6 separate regions of the Mus musculus genome follow, and all the other regions are linked to region 1. A link is a loop called in an ENCODE intact Hi-C map of the cell type or tissue named here. Cell type or tissue: left cerebral cortex. All regions are shown on one strand. Region 1 holds the start of Ctnnb1 (catenin (cadherin associated protein), beta 1). Region 2 holds the start of Gm34425 (a long non-coding RNA gene). Region 3 holds the start of Gm39460 (a long non-coding RNA gene). Region 4 has its middle 16 kb from the start of Gm39458. Region 5 has its middle 36 kb from the start of Gm39459. Region 6 overlaps Gm39459 (a long non-coding RNA gene).

Region 1 (5,000 bases):
GCGTATAGTATTGGGGAGTATGCGTGTCAAAGCATGCTTTCCTAGGACCGCATTGGTATCTGTTCTGAGAAATATGAAGAAACATATATACCTCTGTGCCCTTTGCCTGTCACGATGAGTCTCCATTGCTTCCTCATCTCGCTCTGTACGGTAGCCGTTAAAACACATCTTTAGAACATAATCCAAGGAAGGCCCGGAGAACACGCAACTGCAAGCGTGAAGGTTGGTGCCAGCATAACTAAAGGCCCAGGCCACAGCCACCTCCGTACCCATCACCTCCCGCTTCCTTCACGGTCCCTCCTTTGCTCTGGAGCCGTTCATGGGCTGCGTGCGAGAGCTTTCCACGGAGGCTCTCTGCGGAATCTGCCCAGTGGGTTACTAGACGGCCTCTGTGTGGGAGAAAAAGCCACACGTAGTCTGACAAGAGGTATTTACAACTGCTTAGCCTGTTCAACTGGAAATCAACAAAAAGATGACATACCCCTGACACGGTGTTTTACAAATCAAAAGTCTGGATCCATAAATAGCCCACTTGACGAACGTTAGAACGGAAAGCGGATTGTGATTTTTTTTTTTTTTTTTTTTGCCTGGTGTTTCCACGTTATCATAAAGAAATTATTTTTAACAGGTCTTAGAGAGTCAGTATTGGCTGTTTCTGAGTGTATGGCTCTGCTGGGAAAGGAGTCTTCCTTCCCAGGGTTATTGGGATAGGATCCAAAGTGGACCACACCCTAATTCCAGTGTGTTTTTCCATCTTTTGTGCCTATTGTCAAATGGACTTGGCTGACAATTACAGTTTTACTTTAAACGATGAAGGTGTTAATCAAAAGACGTCGGCTGTCCTCAAAAGGAGGCTCATTGTTTTAGGTATGCAGTAAATGTTTGACTAATGGATTTTTTAGAGCAGAAGGACCAATGCTGGCTTATTAATACTTACTTCTGCACAAAGTGCAAACACAGACTGAGCATGTGTGTGTGTGTGTGTGTGTGTGTGTGTGGTGTGTGTGTTTTAGTGAACATCCTCTCTGCTCACTATTATTCTACACTATTCAGTGTAGGCAAAGCTTGATCTGCAGGTGGTCTGATTACAGGACAAACACACCCCCATCCCATTTCTCAAAATGAATTACTTTATGTCGAACCCATTGGGCTGATCTTGAGGAGAAGGGGTGTAGAAGAGACACCAATTGCCATCTATGTGAAGTGTGTTACCTGGGGTCAATTATTTTAGCAACTAATTTTATAAAACCACCTCCTCCTTAGCTGCTTATGTTATTTTCAAATTAGCTCATAAAACCAGCAGGTTTCTTTATTCATCAGGTATGTTGATGACGTGTTTCTTTCTGGTGTAATGACAATATTTGTCTTAATTTCACAGAAATTGTCATCTGTTTTTGGTGACAAAATTATGGAATAGTCTTGTTTCATGAACGAAGTGAACAGAAATCTAGAGAAAATGTAAAATTCAGCTCACTGGTTTCAAGGCCAGTCACCTGGTTATGTCTCCTGCCGAGTTACACTGATAGGAAGAGGAGTGTTTGCGTTGTGGTAAAATCTGCCTTTTCTCTGAAACATATTCTCTGAATTATCAATAGGGATTGAGACTTTTAATTCTACGCTGGGGTTAAAATGCCAGAATTATGTGCTCTGTCTTGGCGTCTGGCTAGAGGAATATGAATACAAGGCTGTCTTTATCTTTTAGATTTGTCAGTGGTGCAGGCGCTTCTTAACGAGTTTTAATAGTGTGCCCTTTAAAAAAGAAGCAAAATTGGGACACAGAAAAAGAAGCAAGTGTCAAAAAGAAAAAAAAAAGAAAAAGAAAAGAAAGGAACCCCCCCCCCCCCCAAAAAAAAAAAGAAAAAGAAAAGAAAAGAAAGGAAACCCCGGACAGAGGTGAAGTCAGCTATCTAATTTTAAACGAATCGACCAAATATTCTTTAACTCTGCATGTGACAATTAAAATTAGGGGTTGGTAGCTGCAACCACCACTGGTAGGGCTTTGGTAAAATACCTTTTCCTGCTCTATCTCTCTGAGTTATGGCAGGCCAAGTCAGCCCCAGCCAGCAGCAGAGTTTACTCTCCGGAAATCCGAGCAGAGCTGCAGAGGGGAAAGGTCTAGACAAAGGCCCTCACTGAGCAGCTCCAGCATGGTGGACTGTGGTGGTTCACAGAGTTACGGTGATATGTCTTTAAGATAGAAAATTGAGTCATTTAAAAACTAAGCTGGCCCTACAGCACCGGCCCTGCCTCAGTGATGCATGGGCTTCCTGCCAGTACCTGTACATAAGGACCTATTGTTTACTTGCGTTAATTACAGCGCTGGGATGAAAGAAGGCAGTGGGGCAACTTTCCCTGTTGCCATTGTTTGGGAAGAGACGTGAGCTCAGAATAATAGGCTGGAGACAGCCAATTCACCCCAACTGCTCCAGTTTTGACAAGTGCCAATCGTGAAGGACAACAATGGGGCCATTTCCAAGAGAAGATCCAACTTCACCCTATTGTCATGATTTGGGGGGGGGGGAGCTCTCGAAGGATACAAAATTAGTTTTGAAAATTTAAGAGGTTACCCACAGGTCCTCTCAGCAACACACTCGAGTTTCTCAAACAATACAGAAAAATCGCTGTCCTTGGTCCCCACGCCTGGTTCTACTGACCCAGTGAGTCTGGGTAAGATGGGGTTTCTAGGAATCACGCTGGTGAACGCAGTGGTGGAGCTGAATCACTTGTTAATAGATGTTCGCAGACACTCTTGGGGACTCCAAGGCCTCCTGGGGTGGGGAGGAAAGGTGGCTGGGCCCCAGGTTCCCTGTCCGGATTCCAGAGGCACAGCGGGAAGGGAAGCGGGACACTCCTGGGAGCGGTAAAGTGTGGTGGGGTCCAATGGTGGTTCAGGGGTGTGGCGGCCGGTGCACCGGTGATGGCAGCCTCGAACCTGCGCCGTCCGAGGCCGCACTCCACCCGGCCCGCGGCGGCGGCCCGCTCTCGATTCCTTTAGTTTCCAATGGAGCGGCGTCTGGACGCCCCGCCCCGGCTCGGCCCCTCCCGGCGGCGCACGCGCAGAGCGACTCGGACTGGCGGGGACTACTTTCCCCGGCCCGCCCGCGCCCCGCCCCTCGTCCTCGCGCGGCGGAACGCTCCGCGCGGAGCGGCAGCGGCAGGATACACGGTGCCGCGCCGCTTATAAATCGCTCCTTGTGCGGCGCCATCTTAAGCCCTCGCTCGGTGGCGGCCGCGTCAGCTCGTGTCCTGTGAAGCCCGCGGCCCGGGGAGGCGGAGACGGAGCACGGTGGGCGCCGAGCCGTCAGTGCAGGAGGCCGAGGCCGAGCGGGCGGCCGCGAGTGAGCAGCGCGCGGGCCTGAGGTGCGGCGCCGCGGCGGGCCGGCTCGCGCCGCGCCAGCGGGAAACTTCGCGGGCCGGGTGGCGGCGGGAGGCCGCGGGGACGCGCGGGCTGGGGCCGGGGCCGGGCGGGCGCGCGCCGGGAGCCCGGATGGACGGCTGGCCGCCGTGGGGGGTGGGGACCGCGGTTCGCGTCCGGGCTGGGGCCGCCGCGGGGGCGGGGTGGGCGGGGGCCTCGCCTCCGTGGCCCGCGGAGCCGGGGGGACGCGAGACCTGGCGCTCGTCCCCTCTGTCCCTCGTGGAGCACGCACAGACAAATTTTTTTTTCTCCCTGCAACGACCTGACTGTGAGTTTGAATCCAAACAACTTTAAGCCGTGGAGTCGCCAAACTTGGATGCAGCGGGCGGGATGCGTCAGGAGCGTGTTCTCGGAGGGTGGCTTCTTGGACTCGCGTGGGGTTGGTGGCTGCGGGGCCGAGGTCCTGGCGGGAATTTGGGACCGTGGACGAGTCACCGGCCACTCCTGGTGTTGGAGGCGGGGGGGGGGGGAGGTGCGCGGGATCCGAAACCTGGGCTTGGGGGAGGGGGACTTGCCCTTAGCCAGTAAGTGTGGGGTCCGCTCCAAGTGTTTCTCCCCAGCGCGTTTGCTTTCTGAGCGAGACGGAGTGGCCGGAGCGCGGACCGCCAGGGCGTGGGAGCCTGGCGACTTGTTCTGAGTGTTGTTTGGGGGACCAGACTTGGAACCGACGCTCCCAAGTTCGGTACCCCAGGCCCGCTCCGGTGAGCCCGCTGGCTGCGGGGCAGCTTTGTCTCGGGCTCGGGTCTCCAGACATCTGTGGGCTCCCCTCCCCCGCGCCCCCCGCAGCCCCCCTCCCGGGGCCTGAGCTCTGAATGGAGAGCGGCTGGGCTGCTGGTATGCGGAGGTCGGCGAGAGGAAATCGAGGAGTGGTTTTAGTGAAACGAGAGCTTTGTGCCATGAATAATGGTGGCTTAGACCAGACAGCAAGCTGAGGAGACGGCAGCTTTGCCTTTGATAAAGTCTGCCTCATGTTTTTCACATGGCCAAGTTGTGAAGCGTTTTGTCTGGGATTTAGGAAGCCATTTCGCTATTTACTTGAGGTTTGCAGATGTCTCAGTGCAGTCTCTCCTCGTCCCGGGAAAGAGCTTGCTTTCTTGGTTCTAATTTAATGTTGCTTAAGCTTGTGGCCTTTGTATTTCGGTTTTGTATGTCCGGCTCAAACTTTGAGTTAAGGCCCGCAGTTACATTTAGTTCACTTTCACCTTAAACATTCAGAAATCCCCGAAATTAAAATGAAGTGCCTCCAAGGTTTGTTTGAGAACGCCCTTTCACAGCGGACAACATTGTTGATGGTACTGGGGATAGTCATTCTGTGACCTACCTAACCTTTGTCCTCAAGGCCGAGTCTGGACAAGGCCTTTAGTGGTGGCAAGGAAGTTGGAAACTTGCAGATGTTTCTCTACAACAAACCCTCCCAGGCTGAAGTCCTTAATTAAGGAAGCAGGCTATCTGGAAAGCTTAGCTTGCCTGGGACAGAGTCCTGGGCCTCACAGTCTGTAAAAAGACTATCTTCAGATAGGGAAACATTTAATCGAATGCAGGCGTGAAGAAATAGAGTTTAACTGTCATGTGATCATTTCTCATA
Region 2 (5,000 bases), 63 kb before region 1:
ATGGGCTGCAGCAGCCTGACTGGAGTGACTGTCGCTCTCAGATTCTCTTTACCCTAATCCTGGCCTCTGTCAGGTTTCAGTGGGTCCTTGGAGGACAGAGACAGAAGGAGAATATACCTAGTGTCAGTCTCCATTTACGTATTGTGTAAAATGAGGCTCAGAGAAGTTAAGCCATGTGGCTCAGAATGACACACATAGGATGTGGGAAAATAGGGACCTGACCCCAGCGTCTCTTCTTCAACAATTAGACTCTCCCAAACCCTTTCATAAGACCTCAGGGTCAGGCTGGTGAGATGGCTCAGTAGGTAAAGATGCTTGATACAAACCCGGTGACTTGAGTTTGATCTCTGATCCCCACATGGTATAAGAGAGACCTGACTCCTGAAAGTGTCCTCAGCCCTCCAGATGTGTCTCAAAGCACATGCTCAACCACACACACACATTAATTAATTAATTAACTAATTAATTAATTATTTTTTTTAAAGATCCCAGCTCTCAGCCATCCATCTGCATTTCTGCCATCTATACCCCATCTTGTAAGTGACCATGGCCACTTAGAGTTTGGAAGAGCCCAAGTAGAACAGGCTCACCCTGTTCCTCATGGTTTGCTTTGAGGGTTTTCAATTTGATTGGGGGAATTTAATTCACACAATGTGTCCCCGGTCCCATGATTTTCTGATTTTCCTGTTGCTTATGAGTGACAGCTGCTCTGTTCCTCAAGTTCCCTGGGTGGTCCCTATGAATCCCAAAGCAGAATGGCCACACACCCCACTGGTAGAGACATGTAGAAACTGAAAGAAAGCTGTCCTGTTGGGCTAGCCCCTGCCCCTGCATATAGCATTTGAAGGAAGTAGTCGTTTATTTGAAAGTTAATTTGAGAAAGTTCTAGAATAGTCATTGGGAAATGAGACAGAAAAAGACAATATGTTAAGGTGCTAACAATCAGTTTGCTTCAGTAGAAAACTGGAGCCCAGTCCCATCAGGCCTGTCTGGGACAGCACACAGAGCATGCCTGAGAGAAGGACCACCCACAGGACAAGAACACTGGGGCCTCTGTCCACCTGCTCCACGATACCCCAAACACTCAAACACACATGGGATAGAAGTTCTCAGACCAGTGGTTCTCAACCTCCCTAGTACTGAGACCCTCTACCACAGTCCCTCATGCTGTTGTGACACCCAACCATAAGATTATTTTTGTTGCTATTTCATAACTGTAATTTTGCTATGATTATGAATCATAATGTAAATGCCTGATACTTGACTCCCAAAGGGGTTGAGACCCACAGGTTGAAAACTGCTGTCTTAGACAGACACGTGGACATCAACTGTATCATCAGACATCAAAGCATCACAGGTGGGGTACCACAAGTGTACCCCCAGCCCCCACGGTGCTCTCATGCTGTATTCTGGGAAAAGAAGACAAAGATCTTCCCTCTTACCACTTCCTCCTCTGTGGTTTCGATTGGGAAGATACAAAATGGGGACCCTGGGTAGCCTTACCCATAGCAGTCCCACCTCCTCAGCCACCCCAGACCAGGGAGTAAAGAACCAGAAGTCACTCCCCAGAGTGCAGGAATCTCAGGGGAGGTAGAGAGTCACATCGCCTTGAAATCAATCCATGAGTCAGAGGAAGCTGAGCAGGAAGGAGAAGGGGGTCATTCCTGAGACTTCTCAGTGCACCAGGTCTATGAGCTACAGCATCCAAGACAGACAGCCATGGAGACAGAGGGCAGAGGAAGCCTGGAGCAGCGACGAAAGTGTCTTCACGCTCTTGCAGGGAGTTACCCGGTAGAAGCCAAGGTGACCACAAAGCAAAATCAAATGTGACTCCTCTCGGAAAGGCAAGGAAGTTTGAGATGCAGGGGTGGGGGGATCCCTTGCAGCTTGGGGGAGGATGCTCAGCTCCATTTCCTCCCATTATACAGTAATGGACCAACTGCCTCTTGCCCCTCTGATGGTATGATTCCCCCTGCTGGTCCCATGGGTTTCTTCTGTCTCTGTCTGTTCGATCTATCTGTCTATCTGTCTATCTGTCTATCTATCTATCTATCTATCTATCTATCTATCTATCTATCTATCTATTATCTATCTATCTAATCTATCTATGTATCTAATCTATCTCTTTCTGTCTCCTTCCCTCCCTTCCTCCTTCCTAACTTCCTCCCACCCATCCCTCCTTCCCTCCCTCCCTCTCTCCCTGTTCCTCTTGGCATCCTCTCTTTGTGTCTCTCTAGGCCACTACATGTCTAGGAGACCCCAGTAATATCCCCCATCATACTCTTCTCCATCATATCTTCCCCAGGATCCCCAAAGCTCCTTCCAACCTCTTCCAGAGACTACTGTGCACCTCCAGGGAGGGTCTGGACTTTCAGCCACTGAAGCTGCATAAATAAGGAGCGATGGGGAGAGGAGCATATGTGTCCCAGTGGCATGCTGCCTGTGCTGGCGGCAGCAGGAGGCCTGACAGGCTCGTCCATTGCCAAGCTCTACTCAAAGTGTCAGTCACCAACAGCCTTCCATTCAAGGGCCCCTGTTTGCCACGATCAACATTTCAAAAGCAAGTGCGTGAGGCGTACAGTAGGTTGCTATAATTCACCCAAGGGCTGCGCCTGCCGCAGGAGACCAGCCGTATTCTTCTCTCTGAGTGAGCTATTTTTACCAACGCTCCCCCCAACCCCCGCCCCTTCATTCCAGCTCCCATTTCAGCCTTGGAGCTGAATTAGACTCTTTCTTCCTCTCGTAGGCTCCCCCTCTCTGTTATTATATAAAACCATTGCAGCCCTTAAGGAGTTGGCATCTGACATCGCCAGCTCCTGGATCCCCAGAACAGAGCTGGGAAGGAATAAATAGAAGGGAGGGAAAGCGGCGTTCTGTTCCGGCTCCGGCAACAACGTGAACCAACCGTCAGAGAGTTAACAGCAGCCAAGCATTTGGTGTTAATCTTTAATATTCCCAAGAACTTGTCACCTCTTCCTTCAGGCCCACAGCTGCCTCCTCCAAGTGAGCTCTTGCTTCTCACAAGACATCACACCTTCTATTGTGTTCTGGAAGGAAAAAAAAGTACCCACCAGAGGGGAGTTCTGAGTGATCAGCCTGCCAGGGGAGAAAGAGAAGCTATGCTTGATATTTACTCGGAAAAAGACTGAACGAGCTGAGCATAGCTCCTCCTGCTCTTCCTGGACCTCACAGGCTTGCAGCAGACCCTGCCTGCGCTCAGCCTCTGATGCCTGCCTTGCCTCCCTCTCCCCAGGCCCCAGAAATCAGGAGTGTGAACAAATGTGGAGGGATGAACATGGCAGCAGAAGGTGAAAGGGCTCTGTGGCTGTTGCCCAGCTAACAGTGTGTCTACTGTTGACAGTTTATTCTCATCAAGACAGGTAAGCCAGCAGGGTAAGCTATAGTGTCTCACCCTGTGCAAAGGGCAAGATCCTTTCTCTCTCTCTCTCTCTCTCTCTCTCTCTCTCTCTCTCTCTCTCTCTCTCTCTCTCTCTTTCCACACACCATGCATCTCCATGTAGGTCCCTCAGGAGCAGGTCCTAGACCAGGATTCTAGGAGAATGAGTTTATCTGGAAGGAAACCTAGCAAGTATCTTAGAGGATGTGAGACAGAGGGCAAGGAGCCAATCCAGGGCATGGTATTGAGTTTAATCCCTGGAGAACTGCAAAAGTCAGTGTGGGGTGTGCCTCAGAGTAAATGCTCAGAGCAGCATCTATTGAGGAAGGGTCAGGGAACCTTAGCATCCTCACACACTGGTCCTGCCCTTGGTCAAGGCTGCTGGGAGGAAGGTGGATATCCTCTGACCCTTTGAGCTTCTACAGCCGCAGAGAACAACTCCAGGATAGATGTGTGGGCATTGGCCACCGGGTGGATGTAACTGGGGAGCTGGCCACTGGAAGGTTGTCACCGTGGTACCAACAGGAGGAATACCACTGTGATGCTGGCCACAGGGAGGACCACCCATCAAGTGGATAGACATCATCGGAAAGCTGGTCACTGGACAGATGTCACAGTGGTGGCTTGCCACTGGGCGGACAACACAGTTACCAGATGCCAGGAGACATCACCTTGGTGCTGACTCTTGGATAAGCTAGAGGGAATATGGACATGATACCCATGCAAATGTCAATGACCCTATCATTCATTGCGATTATGAGTCCTGATAAAGAGCATCTCCACTTTTACCTGAACCTCCACAAATGTCCTTTTGACTTCTCAGTGACTGGGGCTCTGTCTGTTCTGTTCCTCCGTAAATCCTATGTGACATGCCCATAGAGTGGATGAGGTGGCAGCTGGGACATAGGAGGAGTGAGGGTGACTCTGGGGAATGCCCAGGGACCAGCTCTCAATCCTAGGGAATTGTGACCTGTGCTTGCTAGGCCATCCATCTCTGGGAAGAAACCAGAATCCAGGAGAAAAGGTAAGCGCACACACTAATTTCAGATAAAACAAAATAAGGTTATTAAATCCCATCTGCAAATTCCACCTGCTTCCAGCTCTGAGCCCGAGGCCTGTCAACTCTTTACTGCAAAGTGAGATTAAAAAGAGACCGATGCACCACCTGGCCGAGCCCAGGCTTCCTCTCGTATGATCAGTGAGAGCCTGAAATGAAATGGGGATGCTTTTATCACTCTGTGGGTCTCTCTATTCAGTGCAGGCTCTGTGGATCCTGTGTGAATCTGTCCATCACCTTGAATGTCTGGCGATCTTGACACCACGCTTCATGGCCAGGCTGGACCCTCTACTAACCGCTGAGGTTTCACTGCTTGCTTCTGACCTCAGAGGACCTCTTCATGCCATCCAGACACCTTCACCTCCATTGCGAATTCCTGATATGCTGATTTTCGTGGTTTCTTCCTCTACCTGTACATCCCTCCACACATCCTACCTCTGATCCAGTGTCTATATACCTACCATCCTTTTGTACAGAGACTCCAGAGTCAGAAATGCTATCAGCTGCCTGTAAAGCTGGTGGGCTTACAGTGTGTGCGTGTGCGTG
Region 3 (5,000 bases), 49 kb before region 1:
CTCTTCCAGTCTGCTGAGACTCTGTGGCAGCTGGAGCCTGTGCAGGAGGTGGCCATTCATCTTGTGATGGACGGAAGAAGAGACTGGGAACCAGATATCATCTTCAAAGTTTACAGAACTTTCCAAAAATTTGAAACCATGGAGGGCTCAAAAGTTCAACATATAAAGCCATTTCATATTCAAATGGCAAAAAAACGACTTCTTTCCAGTGGAAATTTAAGTTCCCATCAGAGAAACTTCAGGGAATAGACTAACACAAGCAACCTTGGGCGTGTAGCTTTGTCCCAGCAGACTTACACCTCCCCAGAGAGAAGAGGAAAGCCCTCAGGAGAGAGGGCAAATTGCAAATAGTGACCAAAAGGTTAATTATTAAACCATCATTGACCTGTCAACTTCAAAGGGACATGACTCCAGGTGGGGCTTGGTTTCGGGTGCTGTTTGGTTTACTGTGTAGAGTTTCCATTTGGGAAGACAGAAATATTCAAGAAATGGACAGTGATGGTCGTACAAACATGTGAATGCACTTAATACCAATAAACTACATATTTAAAATGGTTAAAATTTTTATATTTTTTTCATCACTGTAATTTTAAAAATAGCAGTACCTTGAATTGGAAACGTGTTTTGTTTTTATTTTTATTTTTTTTAAACTATAGAGCAAAAACTGTGATAGTAGGAGTTCAACTATGGGAAAATTGCAATTTCCTCACAGCTGAGTTCAGGGACTATATACTACCCCTCCCCAGTGCGCACATGTACATGTATGTATACACACACACACATACACACACAGAGGAGGCAGGTCTTAACTGACTGGGAAAAAAAATGTGTGAAACAAAGCCGGGGAAGCCTTAGCAGCCAGCTGGCAATGTCCTGAGTCTTGTTAAGGATCACAGAAGCTGGAAAGGATGCCATGTGGTCAGCTCTGTATTCTAGAAAGATCACTGGGCTACAAGGTGGGAATCCAGGGCTCCAAAGCAGAAGGTGGAAACCAAGCAGGGAAAAAGGTGGGGAGGCCAGGTCACCAGTAGGGAATGCGGCTCACAGAGGTGGGACACTACATCACCAGCAGGGAGTGAGGGCCACAGAGATGACAGACAGACAGACAGACAGACAGACAGACAGAAGTGGGGGAAAGAGCTGGAGCTACACTTAGGGTTCAGTGAGTGCCTGGGTGAGAGAAGATGGGGGTGGGAAACAGGAGCGTAGAGACCCGGCTCCTACTTAAATGCCACAAGCAAAAGAGGAGAAAAGCAGGTGTGGTTGGGGACAAGGACACCACTGTGTGCCCTGTTGGAGACAGAAGCTCAAAGGACAAATGGAGCAGGGCCTTGCTTGTGAAAGTATCTCCAAGGCCGGGACCATGAGACCCAGAGAAGCTTCAGGGGGACCATGAGACCCAGAGAGGTTTCAGGGGGCTTCAGGTTTCTCCCCATTATGCAAGCAGGAATCCCGGAGCAAAGCACTTCCGCCTCTACAGTCAACAAGGCTGCGGAGGCAGAATCCAGCCAGGCTGCGGAGGGAACAATCTGCACTAGGATTACAGAAGGTTTGTCCTGGCCATGTTAAGGTTATTATTGCTGTGATAAAACACCATAACCAAAAGCAAGTTGTGGAGGAAAGGATTTATTTGGCTTATACTTTCACATTGTAGTCATTGAAAGAAGTCAAGACAGGAACTCGCACAGGGCTGGAACCTGGCGGCAGGAGTGGATGCAGAGGCCATAGAAGAGTGTTGCTTTGCTGGCTTGCTCCCAAAGGCTTGCTCAGCCAGTTTCCTTATAGCACTCAGGACCACCTGCCCACGGGTAGCATCACCCACATGGTCTGGGCACTCCCCCATCAATCACTGATTAAGAAAATAACCCCATGGGCTTGCTACAGCCAGATCTTATGGGGACATTTCTCAACTAATGCTCCGTCCTCTCTGATAGCTCTAGCTTGTGTCAAGTTTACAAAGAGCCAGCCAGGACACTGTGGTAGTCTGGACCAGCGGAGAAGAGAGTGGAGAAAAGATTCAAGGAACAGAGTCACTTCAGGTTGCCATCCTGTGGAGTTTTCCTTTAATCCTCAAGACTCAGACAGTGGTGAGCCTGGGTTGTGTGGTGGACAGCCATCAATCACTGCCCATGTGAGAAGATCCAATCCCGAGTCTCAGAAACTCAACAAGACAGCCAGCCTCAGTGCCTGACACACAGTCCATGCTCAGTAAATATTAGTTTATTTGCGTCTTCTGCAGCCTCGCAACCCATTACTTCCCCAAGATTCTCTTACTGGAACTGAAAATTCATCCGCTGACTCCTACACTCTGGAGACTCACCCCCTCCAGTTCCTGGAACAGCTGCTTGGAAGTCTGTCTAGCTTTCCTCTCCTGCACAGCACCAGCCCATCCTCAGAACTAATACACATGCATGGCTGAGGTGGTCAATCATAGGAGTTATTCTTAGTTTATGTGTATAAGTATTGGGTGCATGCATACAAGTACACTATGTGTGTGTGGTCCCCTCAGATATCAAGAGAGTGCAAGGACCCCATGGAACCAGAGTTACAGACAGTTGTGAGCCAGCACATGGGTTCGGGGAACTGAACCCGTGTTTTCTGCAAGAGCAGCCAGTGCTCTTAACTGCTGAACCATCTCTCTAGCCCCAGTGGTGGCTAGTCTTAATTGTCAACTTGACAGGATCTAGGACCACCTAGGAGACAAACCTGTGAGCATGTCTTTGAGAGAGAGAGTCAGTTAACTGAGGTGGGAAGGCCTGCCCTGCCTGTGGGCAGCACCACCCTGTGGACTGGGGTCCTGGACTGGGAGAAAAGGGAAAGCAAGCTGGGCACCAGCGTTCGCCTCTCTCTGCTTCCTGACTACTGATGCATCATGACCAGCTGCCTCACGTGCCTGCTGCCTTCCTCCCCTGACAGGAGGGAGGTATATTCTCATACTGTGAGCCCAGGTAAATCTTGTCTTCCCTGAGCTGCTCTTGTCAAGTATTTAATGCTGCATCAAGAAAGGCGACAGGCAAGCAGGAGAAGCCAAGTGTCTGCCTGGACGTTTCTGTCTGACGTGTAGGAGCCTGTAAAGCTAGGAGCTCCTCTCGTGTTAATGATGCACCCACTAATTACATAGACAGGATCAGCAGCTTTATTGGAAGGGGCCCGGAGCAGCCACGGGAAGAAGCGGTGAGCTCAGTCTCTACCTCCCACTCAAGTCTGTTGGAATCCCAGGAAACAGTCAGCGGCCTGTCTTCCTTACTATCCGCACAAAGGGTGGAGTTTTGCGTGCTCGATCTGGTGGGCCATCTGGGGCTGGATGTGTAATGGGGCCTGAAGGGAGTGAAAGATGAGCATGCTTGTACTCCCCAATCAAGGCTCCCCCTCCCCCAAGCTGTACAAGGCCCCAGCTATTTAATAATAGGTTTCCAAACAGCCAAGGGAGGAACACTAACCGTCAATGCCTTCCGCCCAGCTCTGGGATATTTTAATGTCAAAGAGAAACAGAAATCTGGATATTGAGGAAATGTAACATCTATTTTGCAAGCACAAAAGAGGGAAGCTAAGAAGACTTAGAAGCTGGAGACTGGTCCTAAGCCAAGGAGATTCGTGACTCCTCTTATCCCGTACCAGGAGTTCCTGGATCTGAAACAGGCTGCCCTGTGTCCCTGCAGAACATCCACCAGGACCAAGCTATACAGGAGACATTCTACCTGTACCTCTGTGCCAGGGCCACTGGCGGCTGAGAGCAGTGATGGGGCCCTCAGGGGAGTCAGCAGTGCCTACCTGCCAGGAGCAAACCCTCAGGTCAAACTCCAGAGAGTCTGTGAAAAGGGGACAAGCTACCCTTTCCTCAGCTGTGGCAGCTCAGCCACCTACCTCGGGAGGACATTTCAGGTCTTGGGTGCTGCGGGCAAGCAGATGCTCCTAAGGAGAACAAAGTATGTGTGGTCCAAAAATATGTGGAATTTATTTATGAGGTAGTGAGAATGAATAGTTTGTTCACTCCGAGAAACAAGCCAACTAAGAGGCTCAGACTGAATGGTGGACTACTCGAATCTTTCAGTGCGTCATGACAGGAAAGTCATAATTAAGAACCAGAAAACTCAGAATTAAGAACCCTTTTGCACCAATGGGTTCACTAGACCACAAATCCCAGATATTAGGGTCTTTACTGCAACCCTATTTGAGAATACAAATAAACAGAAACAAAAATGGCCGACGGTGTGGAAAAGGTTGCTCTGAAAGTCTGCACACAATTATACACAGAACATTTGAGAACTGGTGAGCACCACCTCCGAGGAGAGGAGGGGGAAGGGAGGGGAGGAAGAAGGGGGGAGAGACAAAGGGAAGAGGGAGAAGGGGGGGAGAGACAAAGGGAAGAGGGAGAAGGGGGGAGAGACAAAGGGAAGAGGGAGAAGGGGGGAGAGACAAAGGGAAGAGGAAGAAGAGGGGGAGAGACAAAGGGAAGAGGGAGAAGGGGGGAGAGACAAAGGGAAGAGGGAGAAGGGGGGAGAGACAAAGGGAAGAGGGAGAAGGGGGGGAGAGACAAAGGGAAGAGGGAGAAGGGGGGAGAGACAAAGGGAAGAAGGAGAAGGGGGAGAGACAAAGGGAAGAGGGAGAAGGGGGGGAGAGACAAAGGGAAGAGGGAGAAGGGGGGAGAGACAAAGGGAAGAGAGAGAAGGGGGGAGAGACAAAGGGAAGAGGGAGAAGGGGGGAGAGACAAAGGGAAGAGGGAGAAGGGATGGGGGAGGAGCAGAAACCTTTGTTCTAGCTTATGTACACCATAACTCTTGGAAATAGCTGATGACTAAGTTTTGCCTCTTAAAGTTGCAATAAGAAAAATCTACATAAGCAATACATAAATTAGAACCACACAGAAGACTAATGGCTGGGCTCACCCCACGGATACACTGTGTACTTTCCAGGGTTCCTTCAGGAGTAAGACCTGTATTAAGTGGTTTGTAGTTCAAATGAATCTCTCAAGAACCATGTATAGCTTTTCAATTCAATTT
Region 4 (5,000 bases), 240 kb before region 1:
CTACCCAGCTATTTGCGGACGAAGACTTAACCTGGCCTGGCATTTTGGTGAGGGCTTTGGACTACCCAGCTATTTGCGGACGAAGACTTAACCTGGCCTGGCATTTTGGTGAGGGCTTTGGACTGTCCAGCTATTTGCAGACGAAGACTTAACCTGGCCTGGCATTTTGGTGAGGGCTTTGGACTACCCAGCTATTTGCGGACGAAGACTTAACCACTTCCTCGATTTCGAACGACATTGTCCGCCTGTGAATGAAATAAGGACTGCAGTGCTTTGTCTAAGGAACTCAACAGTTTAATGCATTAGGGCACGGAGATTACAGCTTCTGCAGAAAGGGGCAAGGGCTTGCTGGGGCAGAGGGGGAGAGGGAGATGGAGAGGGAGAGGGAGATGGAGAGCGGGCTTCATTGAGCATTCTGCTCAGGCAAGACCCATTATCCAGGGAGTGGATGATCCCGTTTGGGGATTTTTCATGCCTCTGGCTTCTCCTCCCTTCTCATATCTGCCCTTTGGCCACATTATAGATCAAATTAGCATGTCTTTGACGGGATAGACGGGGAAGGGACAGGTAAAATTTGAATTGGTCAATTTCAGAGCTTGTTCACGGCTCTAATTCGTGAGATCAGAACCAAAAGCCAACATGGGGCTTTGAATCATCACTGGATTATATTTAATCTATAAAGACTCCCCTTCCATTACTGAAGAAATGGAGTCTGGGGGTGGGGGTGGGGGGACCCACTACATGTCACATGGATGTCAGGGTTTGGCCAGAATCTCAAGCATATATGTGACAGGCTAGGGCTTTATGGATGGTCGTCAGAGGGCGGATGAGAGATAGGATGGTTTCTCCTGACTTTAGAGAGAGCTGAGGGAAGAGAAAAATCCTTTTGTTTCAGAGGTAAGTCTCTTACCTTTGTGCCAGACTGTATCCAGCAGGTTATGTGGAGGCAGTGCAGTGATGGGGAGGGGCAGGGAGCTGACTTTCTCAGCAATGGTAGAGGGAGCTGGCACACTGTCTCCACAGTCGCAGGCAAGTGAAGCAACTCAGGGAGACATTCACCAGCAGGGCGAGGTCACACAGAGGCGAGAGCCCAGGCATCTGTGGCCAAACTGATTCCCAGCCAGCTTTTCTGAAGACCCCAACCACCACTGCACAGATGCTGAAGGCCCCAACCACCACTACACAGATGCTGAAGGCCCCAACCACCACTGCACAGATGCTGAAGGCCCCAACCACCACTACACAGATGCTGAAGGCAGAGGAAGCCGCTCCACTACCTCTGCTCTCCGCAACCCCACTGACCGGTTCATGCCTGCTCCTGAGAGCTCAAGACTGAGGGGAGAGCCAGGAGGGACAAGAAACTCTACAGTGTCATTAGGATCTGGATTGTGGCCAGAGCTCAAGATCCTAAATTAACCCTAGAACGACCGTAGCCCTCATAGGAACTGGGCAATGGCGCTCAGTGGAACTTACTTTATGGTAGAGAAACAAGGGGTTTCCTTGCTGTTCCTGGTAGGCTGTGGTCACTGAAATCCCAAACTGTAAACATTCCTGACCACACAGGCAGCTTTGAGAACCACAAACTGTGTCTGAAGAAGCGAGCCACAGGTAGAAGGCCTCCAAGGACAAGCAGGTAGCAAGAAGCCACGGTCAGTGAGCCATGATGGCCCCACACCTTGGCTGCCCAGAGGCAGCTCCTCTCTCTCGTCTGCAGAGGAAGCTCCAGTTTCACAGAAACACCCGATGCTTACACCTGATCTCACACTGGGAATTTACAGTAGTGAATAGGGGAATGAGTAGGGGAGAGTTTGCATTTGAATCTGTTAGGGCTAGGTTGGGGTGAGATTTACAGCTAGGTCTCTTAAGAGAGGGCTTGGTTACATCTGCATCTCAAACAACAGCGTGGGAATTAGGTCCAGGTCTCTTAACACTTGGTGGTGGGGTGTGGGGGGAGGTGGTGGTGTTACATCTGGGTCTTGAACACTGAGGGTTGACGTCCAGATCTCAAACTCTGGGGACTCACTTCTGAGGCTCCTCTCCATCCAAATCAGCATCCAGTGTGGTACCTAGCTGCTCTAGCCACCAGGAACATCCTCCACCCAGGCTTCCTCCATCCTCCTGGCTCCCTCTCCGGTTCCTCCCTGTGGCTTCAGAGGAAGCAGAGCAGCTGAACACACACACACACAGCTCAGCACCATCTGGGACGGGGAACCCCTGCGATACAGGGGTGGTGTGGGGACAACTGCGTGGTGGGGGAAGTGCCTGGTCCGCTTAGAGGCCCACTCTCCCTTTAAAGGATACACAAAGCCCCCGCCGCCCCCTCACGCCAGGGTCTGGGTTGAGTTTTTCCTTGACAGAGCCCATCCCTTTGAGGCTGGCTGGCTGAGCAGTGTTGACACAGCCGTCTCTGGATGCGTTCCGGGAAAGCAGGCCTGAGCATGTGAGACGAATTTTCTCTGCACTGTGCGGTTTCCAATGTGTCAGAAAAACAAACTAGGAGAAGTCTACTTGGATCGTGTGAGTGTGTGGACCCCTCCTCCCCGCTTCATTCCTCCCATAGTGGAAAAAAAAAAAAAAAACTAAAAGGCTGCCTTCCAGCGTCTGGTTCCTGACTCTGGAGGGATGGTGTACAAGCGGAGGACTTCCAAGCCACACAATGCGGGTCCATGTGACGCTTCTGTGTTCGTGTGGAGGGTGGAGGCTACCTCTACATCAGGGCATGGAGGCCGGATCAGCCTCATGCCCTTTTGCTTCCAGGCCCTTGACTGCCCCTCCTCCACCCAAACCTCCAGTCCTCGTTCCCAAAATAATTGGCCACAGGAAACTGCACTGAGGAGGAGCCTCTGCAGTGAATTACTTCCCGGCACCCTGCCGGGATGCAGAAGGCTGGCTGTCCCGGCTGCAAGTCACTAGCTGGGGCCATGCAGGGGGCGGGGCCTGGGACGGGGGCGGCATCTACACACACTGCTCTTCACTTCCCTCCAGCGGTTCCTGTAGAAGCAGGCAGTAGTAGAGGCTTGGCCCTTCTGTGCCTTCTCCATGCTCGGGAGAGATGCTCACTGGGGACCCAGCCTTGAAGTTTGCAGCCAGTGGGGATTCCTGGTTCCTCGCGCGCGCACACACACCACACACACACACACACACACACACACACACACACACACACACACACACGCTTGCGTGCACGTCTGTGCTCAGCGCTTTCATCTTTGTACTCAGTCAGGGATCCCAGTACCACCCACGTTTAGGCTGGGTAGTACCACCTCAAGTAAATAATCTAGAAACTTCTTCACAGAAGTTCAGAGGGGTTTGTCTGAAGGTGGTTCTTGACGCCATCAGGCTGGCAGGCTGTGTGAGCCACAGCACACCCTCAGGTTGCTTCCTGCCACAGTAGCGAGAAGAGTAACAAAACAGCCTACTTTCTCAGAAGCGAGAGAGCCATCTGCCCACAGAGCAATAGATTCACTCCCCTCCTGGGTAGAGGGATGCTTTACTGATGCAAAGAGGAAAAGTGGGGACGGTCACCACAGGCGCAGGCCAGCTGGTGCCTCTCACATCCTTAGCTCTGTGGCAGAGGCCACAGGCGGAACACAGAGGTTGATTTTGAAGGCGAGAGCCGAGACATAGCTCCAGATTCTCCCTCAAATCTGTGTCTGAGACATTCTTGTTCCTCGGAGTTCCTAGGCCCCTTCGCTTGGGGGCTATCCCAGACATGCTTTACATGTCACCCTTCTGAAGGGCCGTGGGCATTTATGTTTGTTTTCATTGAGTGTGTACTTTGTCCAGGTATGGGGTCAGACACTTGCAGTCTTGTTGGCTTCAACTCTACAACAATCAGCTAACTTTTTTTTTATTCCTTTCTATCTAATGCAGATCTCCACGGATTTGCATGTAAATAAGCAATTATGTATGCGTGTGACTGTAGATAGATGAATATTCATAGATAGGAAAATACTCCATCTCTAGACTGTACCAACTCTGTATATGGTACCAGCAGAAACACGCACGCATTCTCCAGAATACAACCTTCCCTGCTTTCTCACGAGTAAGATGATATTGGAGACTTGTGGTCAGAACAGCACACACTCCATTTATAAACAGGTTAGCCCTAGGCAGCTAGAGCCGCAAGGACACTCTGGGAAACAGCATGCACGGCTATATCTGCACACGCAGGAGAGTTGCCTGGAAAGCTGTGGAGCCCTGTCTGCTGGGGCCCAGCTTCAGTTTCTGATTCAGTCAGTATGTAGTGGCGGACCTTGATAGCTTCCATTTCTGTGAGTTCCCAAGTGAGGCTGCTGCTGTCTTGGGAACAACTGTGAAGGGTCCCAACCAACCAACACAAGAAGTTGGACTTCCTCTACCAACTCCACCTCTCATCGGCCGAAAGCTGTTGGCTCCATTTCTTGTTCCTAGATGCCAGCCGTGTGAGGTTCTGCAGAGAGTAAGCTGGCATTCACACAATGGCAAGCCTGTGCTGTCAGGGCAGGTGGGAGCGAACTGTGGATACCCAAACCCCTGAAGAAATGTTGCATCCTTCATACCAACAAGAGAGAGAGACTTAAAACACAGCAGCACAGGAAAGAAAACGGCAAGAATCTCAGTTGCTTTTGCACTCACAACTCAGATGGTTCTCCTCCCCTCTCTGAGTGCCCTGCACTCTGTCAACTTCACCCAGATCTCTCTAAGAGGCCCTTAGTTGTTGCTCTTGATTAAAAGTGCTGACTCTTCACCTGGACCAAAAGGGCGGAGCCTGCCATCTCTGCCTTCATTCCCTGTCTGTGTCCCTGGCTTTGGTTCAGAGCTCTGCCTGACTCAGCACAGGAATGCCTGTGTCTGCCTACCTAGCATAGTTCAGCCTGCTTCCAGGACTAAAAAACAAGGATAAGTCACTGTCCTAACCTGGATCTATATCTACCCTGGATTCTAAGAACAGAAACCCCAGGAGAAGGCAGCTATCCAGGAGTCAAAGCCAAGGCCACACCCTGGATGATCATCTTCTA
Region 5 (5,000 bases), 130 kb before region 1:
ATGGAGATGCTCAGACAGCTGTGGTATTCAGCTTCTCAAAGGCTCCGGAGAGCCACACTACTGAGGGGTCTCCTCCCTAGAGAAGACTCTTACTGCTTATATAATATCCTCCCTCAGGGAGAGGAAAGACTCCCAAGCCCCTCCCTCCACATTCTGCTCGCTCTCTAGCTCTCTCCCCCCCCCACCCATGTGTCCGTGTATCTGTCTGTCTCTGTCTATCTGTCTCTCTCCCACTCTCTTTGTTGTTTGAGACAGGCTTCTGTGGATCTCAGGCTAGATTCAAACTCTCTATGTAGCAGAAGGTGATCTTGAACTCTTGAACTTCCTGCCCCCACCTCTGTACTGCTAGGATCTCAGGTGTGTGCCTCTACCCTCAGCCTGTGGGGCACTGGGGATGGAACATGTGACCTCATGTATGTTAGGCAAACACTCTGCCGTTCTGCTCTTCTAGCTGCCATTTGATCCTAGGGACACTCTTGGTTGAACATTTGTCACTGTCTCACCCCCCAACCTTCACTCCTGTGGTCCTTTTCATGTGGGGGTTATCAAAGGAGTACAGTTTCCATCTAGAACACTTGGGGCCAGTGCCAGTGGGGAAGGACAGACTGTCAGATTAGAGATGACAGGGGCTCTGAGAACACAGAAAAGAGACTTCAAAGAGTAAATGGGTGGGAAGTAGGAGTGGGCTTCTGATCTCTCCACCCTGAGTAGGTTCTTCCAGGCAGCAGGAAGGACATGGCAGTGGGTGGTGTCGCAGCCTAAACCCATGGCCCAGTTCGGAGGATTCTTGCATCTGGAGGATACCGGCACCGTTCGTGGTCTCTGCATCCCTGGCCTGAGGCATCACTGAGCATGGAGCCTCCTGCCCTGCCAAGACAGTGGATAATCTATTCCTCAGCTTGGCTGCTGGTCCATGAGGTGTGTGCACTTTGTGAAGTCATCATACATTGTGTCGCTTAGGTACGCGCTTTGTGTCAGTGTGCACTCTGTCGATAAAAATAGCTTATTCAAAGGCAAAATAGCAACTGCAGCCTGAAGTCTCTAAAAGGCACAGGGAGCATTTCCTCTGTCCTAAACATCTGACACTTTTGGTTGAATAACCAGTCAAGCTGAGGAGATGGCTTAACGGGGGGGGGGGGGGGGTGTACCTCTCAGGGGGGAGGGCTGGCTGGAACCTTCCAGAGTGGGGGAGGGTAGGTGAGCAGGATTCCCGGGGGATGAGAGGGTCACCCCCAATGGCTATGCTACACTGTGACCCTCAGCCTTTGATGCATGGCCACCACTAAAAAATGCTTGGTTCCTGTAGACTTCCTTCTTTCTTTTAAAAAAAAAAAAAGACTTATTTATTTATTATATGTAAGTAGACTGTAGCTGTCTTCAGACACTCCAGAAGAGGGCATCAGATTTTGTTACAGGTGGTTGTGAGCCGCCATGTGGGTGCTGGGATTTGGACTCAGGATCTTTGGAAGAGCAGTCAGTGCTCTTAACTGCTGAGCCATCTCACAAGCCCCATCCTGTAGACTTTCTATACAGGTGAAATGGCCCTGTCCTGTGTGTCCCAGAAAAGAGGCATGCTGGGGAAATTAGCACTGGCCACTGGAGAACAGAATGTGTTATGGAGTCAAGAAGTTGAGTGGAAAGCCAAGGGTGAGCCCTAGGGGAGGGGCGGGGCCTTGTGCTTCTCCCAGCCTGCTTTTCCTTTACCAAAACCCTGTGCTGTTCCAGAGGTTGGAACTAGCAGTTGGGCAGAGAGAGAAGAAAAATATTTCCTCACTCCAGAAGTTTCTCTCCTTAGTTTCAAATATGAAGAAGATGCTGTGGGGCCTGGAGATATGGCTCAGCAGATAAAGGGCTTGCTGCAAAAGTGTGAGGGCTGGAGTTCCAACCCAAGGTTCATATGAAGGTGAAGCGGTGTGGCAACCTGTCTGTAGTCCTGGAGCTGAGCAGGCAGAGACAGGGCGTCCTTGGGGTCAAGCTGGGTGGCTAGACCAGCAAAGTCAGGGAGCTTTGAGGTCCAGCAAGACACCATTCCTCAGTGAGGAATGTGGAAGCTATCAAGGAAGACATTCGGTGCCATCCTCAGCTGCCCCCACAAGCACAAACACGTATGTGCACATACATGGGCTGCCAGACATGCAAACACATATGCAAACATACATGCTTATTGTATGCACATGCCAAAAGGGAGTGAGGCACCCCAGAAATAGCATTCTGATTGAATTCATGGAAAGGGCTGGGAAAAGGAGCTTGGGGCTGCTAGGGCAGCTAAGGATTCACACACACACACACACACACACACACACACACACACTGGCAGCAGCTAGTAGGCACCCTCCTCATCCAGGAGGCGGGTGCAGGAGACTTGCCGAGTGACTTGCAGACTCTCAGAGCTCCATATCGGGAGGGTTTTTGTCAGGCCCTGCTCCACTTCTGGACAGCTGCTCTTTTGCATACCCAGGGACAGAACATTCCTGGAAGAGTCCCTTCAGAAAGAGAAGGGGCCATCCCTTCTCTTTGAGCCTAGAAGATTCAGTAAGGGTGAGGAGAGGCCACCAGGGACGGGACTGTGCCCGTCGCTGCTTCATTTCTCATGACTCCGAGGAAAGGGACTCCTCAGATCTCCCTGGCAACATTGCCAATGCACGGACTGTTGTCGTGAGTCCCAGTGTGGGCAGATGTAAGTGGAACACTGAAAGCAATAATAAGCCATCTGTTGCTGCCGCTTCCTAAGAGACTGCACCTGTAGGAGGCACCTTGCCCAGCCCTCTCCAGCACCTCACAGTGGGATGCAGTGCCTGCCAGGTGCTCCTTCACAGCATCCCTGTGGGCAGCCCTACTTAGGGGGTCGGAGCTCTCCTATAGATCAGGCCTTCTGCCTTTCATGTGGATGAGAGCCCCCAAGCTTTGTAGTTAAGGTGATAAGTGCTTCGGCAGGACTGGGGTGGGCCTCAGGGTCTGTAAGCTTGCCAGGTGAAGATCCTTCTACAGGCCCATGAGCGATGCTTCCTGGACAAGGCAGTAGATGCTTGTGAAGATAACGGATGAACGAATAAATAAAGAACAGGCACACCCACGGCGTTTCTTCCCCCTGTCTCATCAGCCCTGGCTCTTTCATCTAGGAACACTCTTACCTGTCCGCCCCAGGAAATCGCAGCCTAGAATTTACAGCCAGCTGTGTTTTGGACAGGCTGAACTGTGTCTCGGATGATAAGCCCTACCCCTGCTTTGGAGCAGCAACTGCCTGCCCCCCTTCTCCTCCCCCCTCCCCCAACCCGCATCCCGGAACTCACCGGTAGCATTTGATGTGAACATGAAAGGGCCAGCACACCTGGGCATCTGCCCCATTCTTCAGTCGTTCCAAATGAAAAGCAATCCTATGTAGTCAGCTCCGGGGCAACAATTTCTGTTTCCCAACTGACCCCTCAGGCGGACTCCGCCCAGCATCCCCACAGAGGTGGCGAGGTCCAAGTGGTTACCGCCCTCATCAACTCTGCAGCAACTCTGCCATTGCCTTCCCAGCATTCCCAGTGTTGAAGCGGGCTGGAAAAGGGACTGAAGGGTGTTGAGCACACAGGCTGCATCCTACTAGCACGAGAGCTACCCCAGGCTGCTAGCATTAAGATCCACAGAGTTGAACACATACTAACATGAGCCAAGAGGACACCCTACGGCTTTCCATGGCTTCTTGCTGCGTAAGAGATCTCTCGGGAATAAATTACTAAGCGCAAGGACATCTGTAGGTGTTCACCATTGGCCACATGTTTGACTTTGGGTTCTTCAGACCCAAACAGAATTCTCCTGTCCCTTCAAGAAGTGCCCTCTCTTTCAGGGACTCTGACTCCCTCTGCACATGGCTGATGAATGTGCGAGAAGTCAGTAAACCTAACCCAAGTTCCCTGAGTTCTCATTAAGCCTTGAACACAGTCCTGTATCTAAGAACACGGAGGAAAATAAAATATGTGACCCACACATACACTCTCAGGATATGCAGTCTGGTGGGCAAGGAGACAAGGTTGTAAGACATTCCTACAGGACGTCTTCCTCTCTGATCATCGCTGGCCAGTGGGAAGCTGAGCTCACTGGAGTTCTGTGTAAGGAAGGAAAGGCAGGTTAGACTGGGGAATCCAAACTCATGCCTGCTATAAAACATCCCCTTTCAAATGGGACTGGCAGAATCTCAGGACTGGGAAGGAAATGGTGCATATCTAACTTTTAATGTGAAAGGCAGAACGGACTGTATCGGCAGCAGTCAGCCATCTAGTATCTCAGATGCTGAGATGCTTAGCTCATTACTTGTGAATGTTGCTCTAATTAACACTTTAGATACCAGAATGGTCCTTCCACAGACACATTCAAGAGTAGGGCTGAGAGCCTACAAAGAGGCTCAAATTTGCTAGGTTGTGACTCCCTTATTAGTATCACAGACTCTGCCTCTATTCTTTTAGAAAGAAATTCAAACACGCGCTGGAGATATGGCTCAGAGGTTAAGGGCTGCTCTGGCAGAGGACCGGAGCCTGGATCCAAGCGCCCACATGGTGACTCACAACCATCTGAAACCGGTCCAGGGGATCTGATGCCCTCTTCTGGCCTCAAGGGGCACCACACATGCATGTGGTGTTTCTCTCTCTCTCTCTCTCTCTCTCTCTCTCTCTCTCTCTCTCTCTCTCTCCTCCTGTGGATCAGGATGTAGCTCTCAGCTACTCCTTCAGCACCATGCCCTCCCACCTGCTGCCCTGTTCCCTGACCTGGTGATAATGGATTAACCCTTTGAAACTGTAAGTAAGCTCCCAGTTACATGTTTTCCTTTATAAGAGTTGAGTTGGTCATGGTGCCTCTTTGAAGTGCTGGAACGGTGACTAAACAAACAGGTTACAAAAAACTAGCATCTGGGCAGGAGTGTGCACAGGTGTAACTCCTTCCAGAAATAGACGGTAAGAAGAGAGTTCTAGTGCAGAAGTTTAGCTGGGAGGTGAACCTGGGATTCAGAAGGGGGAGAGGTG
Region 6 (5,000 bases), 88 kb before region 1:
CCATACCTCTGGCAGTATTCTTTTTGCTTGAAATTCTTTTTGGCATCTAGGGTCTTTCTTTAGTTTTATGTGAATTTTAGGATTCTTTTTTAATTTTGGTGATGAACATCTTTGGAATTTTGAAAGGGATTTCGGCCAATGGCTGGTCAGGGAGACAGAGGTGGGACTTTTAGGATTCCCCAGCAAGAAATGCAGGAGAGGGAGAAAGGCAGAATCAGAAAGATCAAGCAGAGAAGAAAGCATACAACATGTAAGAATTGGGGTAGAGAGACCCCAGGGGCTACAGGGAAGAAAGCATACAACATGTAAGAATTGGGGTAGAGTGACCCCAGGGGCTGCAGGGAAGACAGCATACAACATGTAAGAATTGGGGTAGAGTGACCCCAGGGGCTGCAGGGAAGACAGCATACAACATGTAAGAATTGGGGTAGAGTGACCCCAGGTGCTGCAGGGAAGACAGCATACAACATGTAAGAATTGGGGTAGAGTGACCCCAGGGACCACTCCCTCAATTGGGTCTGGGGTGACAGAGATGAAATATAGATTTTAGAAAGTACTAATTCAGAAATATTGAAGGGAAGAGTGTGCTAGCCACAGGGAGGTTTGGAAATGGCCAGCCATTGTCTGTTGGCAGCTTTATTTCTCAGAGCCAACTGGGGGTAGGGACGCTCAGCACAGACTCGAGGGTTCCTGGGTGGTTTCGGGAGCCAAATTAACACAAAGATCATTAGAACCAATACATAACAAGCTTGTGACTCATGATTGGTAATATGGCCACTCCACCTTTAAGCAGAGTGACCCATGACTGTGGATGGGTCCTACCTGAGCTGACAAGGTGAGCCAGCAGCCAACATCCATTGAGAATGACCCTGCCAGCTGGGGCTCCCAAAACCATTCTGAGATGTTCACCATCTGTTTTAGTGACTCAGAGTGTTATCAGACCTTTCCAGGATCCTCCAAAGAGGCCACACGTGTGTTCAGTAGAGCTGAGTTTCCCAGAAGAGGGTGCCAGGGCTCTAGCAATTCTTGCTCTAACCGATGAGAGTTCCTGTCTCCTTTTCTTAAGGTTTCTGGTCCAGCCTGTCTCCACATACAGATCCAGCTCGGCCATTTCTCAGGAAAACAATTTAAACTAGAAAAAGAAGACAGCAGCAGCCTGCACCCAGCGCTCTGCAGGGTGCCTATGAAGAGGTGTGTGTAGATGGCTAGGGCCTTCGCTCCAAAGCAGTTTTAGATAAACAGTCCCTGTCCTCAGCAGCCCTCCCTTCTCATTGCACCCGAGTCACCACCATCCTAGTACACAAGTCCCAGCATCTCCATTGTATCCCACTTGGAAACAGTTCCATTTCCTATCCTCTGCCTGACTTTTCCCCTGATCTCTCTTCTCTTGTAGGACGTGCCTGTCACTTGACAGGTTACATACACTTCAACCTATCCATCTGTGAAACGGGATCCGTGGTACTTCTTTTGTAAAGCCGGTAATGAGGTGGCCGTTCCAACACTGTAAGCTACATCCCATGGAAGGTGACTCCAACCCTGGTAACCTGTCAGCCTGAGGCTCACAGTACTGCAGTAGCCCTGGAGGGGTGAGCACCTGTAAGAGAGTGGAGTCTGCCTGCAGCTAAGTAAAAAATGTCAGCAATGAGAACAATTGAGTTTGTGACTGCAGCAGTAATTCTCCCAGGCTTGGAGAATGGGTCCCAGGGCCACACCTGTCATAGAGCATAAAGAAACAATCAGTTAGCAACAAAGTAACCAATCCCTTCCTTGCTAAGCGTTTCGGTCATAAACAGGTTCAATACTGGACAATGAATGTTGCAGCTGCCCATAGTCCTGAGGCTCCTGGGGCCTGGGAGACTGAGCAAAGCATTGATGCATACCGACTCCTCCTCAAGGAGTGAGGTCGTGCTTGGGGCACCAAGAACCAAGCTACACATCTGTGAGTCACATCCCCATTAAGAACTCGTCCACTTGGTAATGCTGCAATAACCCAAACCACAGACTCCATCTGGGATGAAACCCCGGTCCACATGCAAGCCTTACACTCGGGAGGCAGAGGTGGAGGGGCACGGGTTTGAAGCCAGGAAATCCCAAGCAACTGTCTGTTCAGATCCCCTCAAATGAGCCTGGGGGATCCAGCAGTGTGAGCCATTCTGGATCTATAGCCCCGACTCTAGGCTCACAAACAAAGCCTGTTGAGGCTGCAAAACTAAATTTGCTGTTATTTGTCCTTTGGCATGGGTTTCTCTCTGCCCTAAATCTTGATGTTTCTATTTCCCCAGTATTCGTCATGTGGACCCATCTTATTCTTCACATGGACTTGTCTTTGCATTCTTCACGTGGACCCATCTGTGTGTTCAACTCCCTGTATCATTTTCTCCCATTTTCCATCCTCATCTCCTTGGGAACAGAGCCAGTGTTCGTGTCTAGGGAAAATTCTAGGCTCTTTATGCCTCTCCCCCAAAATCAGTGGGCTTGGGGAATATTATGGGAGCTAAAGATAGAGCTTTTCATGTAACCAAAAAAGGATCAAAATTCTAACCCTTCTGGAAGCCAGTGGCCAGATGGGACCACACTCCCTCTGTCCAGAGTTAAACCAGAGATTATTCTGCCCAGGAAAAGTGAAGCAGATGTCTGAACAACTTTCTCTGGACATTAGAAAACAAACATCCAGTTGGTGGGAATTGATTTATTTTGCACCCCCCACACCACCACCTCTTGCCCTCCCAGGAACATCTTGTGTTGAGTTGGGGCAGCCTTTGCCGTTGGGAGCAGTGCCCCCTCCAAAGTGAAGAAAGAAAACTCTGAACTGGGGCTGGAGAGATGGCTCAGTGGGTAAGAGCACCCGACTGCTCTTCCGAAGGTCCAGAGTTCAAATCCCAGCAACCACATGGTGGCTCACAACCATCCGTAATGAGATCTGACGCCCTCTTCTGGTGTGTCTGAAGACAGCTACAGTGTACTTACATATAATAAATAATAAATAAAAAAAAAAAGAAAACTCTGAACTGAAAAATAAGTTACGGCCCTGTCCATCTGCTCCATAAAAAGGCTCTGTCACCTGTGGTGATGCATCTTAGCATTCCAGGAGGAAAGGGAGAAAGAGAAGAGGAAAATGGATGGGGAGGAGGAGGAAGAGGGAGAGAAGGAGGAAGGAGAGGAGGAAGAGGAGGAGAAAGAGAAGGAGGAGGGTTGTCTTTTGAACTGGGTGTGACAGTGCCTGCCTGTCAGTCCCAGCACTACGAGACAGGTGGATCACAAGTTCCAGGATGACCTGGGCTACGTAATGAGACCCTGTGTCAAGAGCAAAGCAAAAGCCCACAACAATGGGATTCACAAGCGAGTCTCCAAGGTCAGAGCTTCCCACCGTTCAGCACATGCATGCCACTTTTCTCTGGAGTTGAGGCAGACGTTCAATGGGAGAAGCTCAACGTTGTCCATGGGCGTGGCTCCTCTGGAACCCTCCGCTACCCAACTGATTAATTAGTTGATAAGGTTGAGTCTAGCTGAGAATCCTACCTCGGCTGCTATGTGGTCTCCTCTCGTGAACCTCATGCCCACAGAAATCAGTCACTTCTCCTGTCCCTACCCAGAGCCAGCATGATACTGTTACCAATAACCAGCTGTAGAAAACAAAACTGCTGAAAGCTTCAGATGGTGCGGAATTTTAACGTAGGAGTTTGGTGCTTCTCTCAGCCCACCCAGTGTTAGCATGCCACAGACACATGATGATGTCAGCAGCATCTATTGTGGGGATGAAGAGGCAGCTCCGCGGTTAACAGCAGCGGCTGCTCCTCCGTGAAACCCAGCTTTCATTCCCAGTACACTCACTGTAGCTTGCAACCACCTGCAACGCTAGTTCCAGGGCTTCTGGATCCATAGGCGCCAGGCGTGCATGCATACACACATGCACATACATACATGCAGGCAACACACTCAAAGTAAAGATATTTTTAAAAAACGTTTACTGTGTGTTGGCATACTGTGTGTATGCATTAAACATCTATTGTATGTTGGGAGTTGAGTTTCTTTTTTGGTAAGACATTATTATTTCTTTTTTATTGAGATAGAAAAACTGAAGACAAAATAAATAATCTTACCATGATCTTTGCTGGGAGCTTGCCACTTTTCACACTCAGGTGTGCCTTCTTGGACAAATCAGAGTCTGGAATGAATCCCAGAGCATCATGGGAGCCTGAGAACATCCCCAGAATATCCCAGATAGCCCAAGGGTAAAGTAAAAGAAGAAGGGGATGAAAGGAAGAGAGAAAAGGAGAAATGAGCCCGGGAGAATGGAGGGGGAGGGGAAGAGGAAAGAGAAGGTGCTTGGCCATAGTGTGGACTGTGGCCAAAGCATGTTTACAAACACTCTACGTTCTAGCCCATAGCACTGAGGGAGACAACCCCACTGGATGCTCATGGAGAGACACATCTGAGGCATGGAGCAGCTGGCCTTAGCCAGTGCCTCAGTGAGGGAAGAACACATGGAGGCCGCCTCATAAGTGAGGGCAGGACAATGGCCAGAGGAAACACATGGGAAGATTCCAGAAAGGGGATCACTTAACTTCAGATCCACATTCTTTTGTTTTTGTTTTTTTGTTTTTTGTTTTTCGAGACAGGGTTTCTCTGTATAGTCTTGGCTGTCCTGGAACTCACTTTGTAGACCAGGCTGGCCTCGAACTCAGAAATCCGCCTGTCTCTGCCTCCCAAGTGCTGGGATTAAAGGCGTGCGCCACCACCGCCCGGCTCAGATCCACATTCTTGAGCCCCGACTTCAATATTTAGTCAGAGGAGAAGATGAGTTGTGAGTGTAAACGTGAGGCTTCCCTCTTTTAACTCATTTCTTAAGTGTCACCATGCTGTTAGCCAGGATTCTTCAGAAGAGAAGAACCAACAGGATAAAGAATGATTGCATTAGGCAGGCTGGGTAGTCCAATGGTGGTTGCCCACACACAGGATGAGAGTCAGGAGCTGCCTGGTCCACAAGGCTACATATCTCA

What was found. Hi-C counts contacts between places; a loop is a spot of excess contacts. Peaks named below come from ENCODE experiments on the same cell type or tissue, not always from the same donor. Only the 100,000 strongest peaks of a DNase experiment are listed, where the experiment ranks them.
Region 2: a loop joins it to region 1, with 2.0 times the contacts of the local background. A loop is called at or near these places in 8 of 42 quality-filtered maps.
Region 3: a loop joins it to region 1, with 2.2 times the contacts of the local background. A loop is called at or near these places in 4 of 42 quality-filtered maps.
Region 4: it touches region 1 in a loop (2.2-fold over the local background); 6 of 42 quality-filtered maps call a loop at or near these places.
Region 5: a loop joins it to region 1, with 2.0 times the contacts of the local background. A loop is called at or near these places in 2 of 42 quality-filtered maps.
Region 6: a loop joins it to region 1, with 2.4 times the contacts of the local background. A loop is called at or near these places in 10 of 42 quality-filtered maps.

Annotation. Positions count from the first base shown.
Region 1 is chr9:120,930,279-120,935,278 of GRCm38, forward strand. Ctnnb1 (catenin (cadherin associated protein), beta 1) reads left to right here and starts at 3,122. Exons shown (of 15, transcript NM_007614.3): 1 at 3,122-3,360. 4930593C16Rik (RIKEN cDNA 4930593C16 gene) reads right to left here and starts at 524. Exons shown (of 3, transcript NR_040753.1): 1 at 482-524; 2 at 92-389. In left cerebral cortex, no CTCF peak of the experiment used is centred here; DNase peaks (open chromatin) are centred at 2,357, 3,090, 3,725 and 4,282; H3K4me3 peaks cover 2,356 bases; H3K27ac peaks cover 1,682 bases.
Region 2 is chr9:120,867,052-120,872,051 of GRCm38, forward strand. Gm34425 (a long non-coding RNA gene) reads left to right here and starts at 2,203. Exons shown (of 2, transcript XR_003948280.1): 1 at 2,203-3,380; 2 at 4,654-5,000. In left cerebral cortex, no CTCF peak of the experiment used is centred here; DNase peaks (open chromatin) are centred at 2,557, 2,771 and 3,630; H3K27ac peaks cover 2,506 bases.
Region 3 is chr9:120,881,685-120,886,684 of GRCm38, forward strand. Gm39460 (a long non-coding RNA gene) reads right to left here and starts at 294. Exons shown (of 3, transcript XR_871374.1): 1 at 1-294. In left cerebral cortex, no CTCF peak of the experiment used is centred here; DNase peaks (open chromatin) are centred at 2,342 and 3,202.
Region 4 is chr9:120,688,867-120,693,866 of GRCm38, forward strand. No RefSeq gene overlaps it. Among named protein-coding and RNA genes, the nearest start is that of Gm39458, 16 kb to the left of the region's middle. In left cerebral cortex, a CTCF peak has its summit at 2,976; DNase peaks (open chromatin) are centred at 2,207, 2,401, 2,873 and 3,317; H3K4me3 peaks cover 589 bases; H3K27ac peaks cover 1,627 bases.
Region 5 is chr9:120,795,821-120,800,820 of GRCm38, forward strand. No RefSeq gene overlaps it. Among named protein-coding and RNA genes, the nearest start is that of Gm39459, 36 kb to the right of the region's middle. In left cerebral cortex, no CTCF peak of the experiment used is centred here; DNase peaks (open chromatin) are centred at 2,373 and 2,628; H3K27ac peaks cover 617 bases.
Region 6 is chr9:120,842,010-120,847,009 of GRCm38, forward strand. It overlaps Gm39459 (a long non-coding RNA gene), which reads left to right. Exons shown (of 3, transcript XR_871371.2): 2 at 1,067-1,191; 3 at 1,394-1,920. Among named protein-coding and RNA genes, the nearest start is that of Gm39459, 10 kb to the left of the region's middle. In left cerebral cortex, no CTCF peak of the experiment used is centred here; DNase peaks (open chromatin) are centred at 1,014, 2,411 and 3,756; H3K27ac peaks cover 376 bases.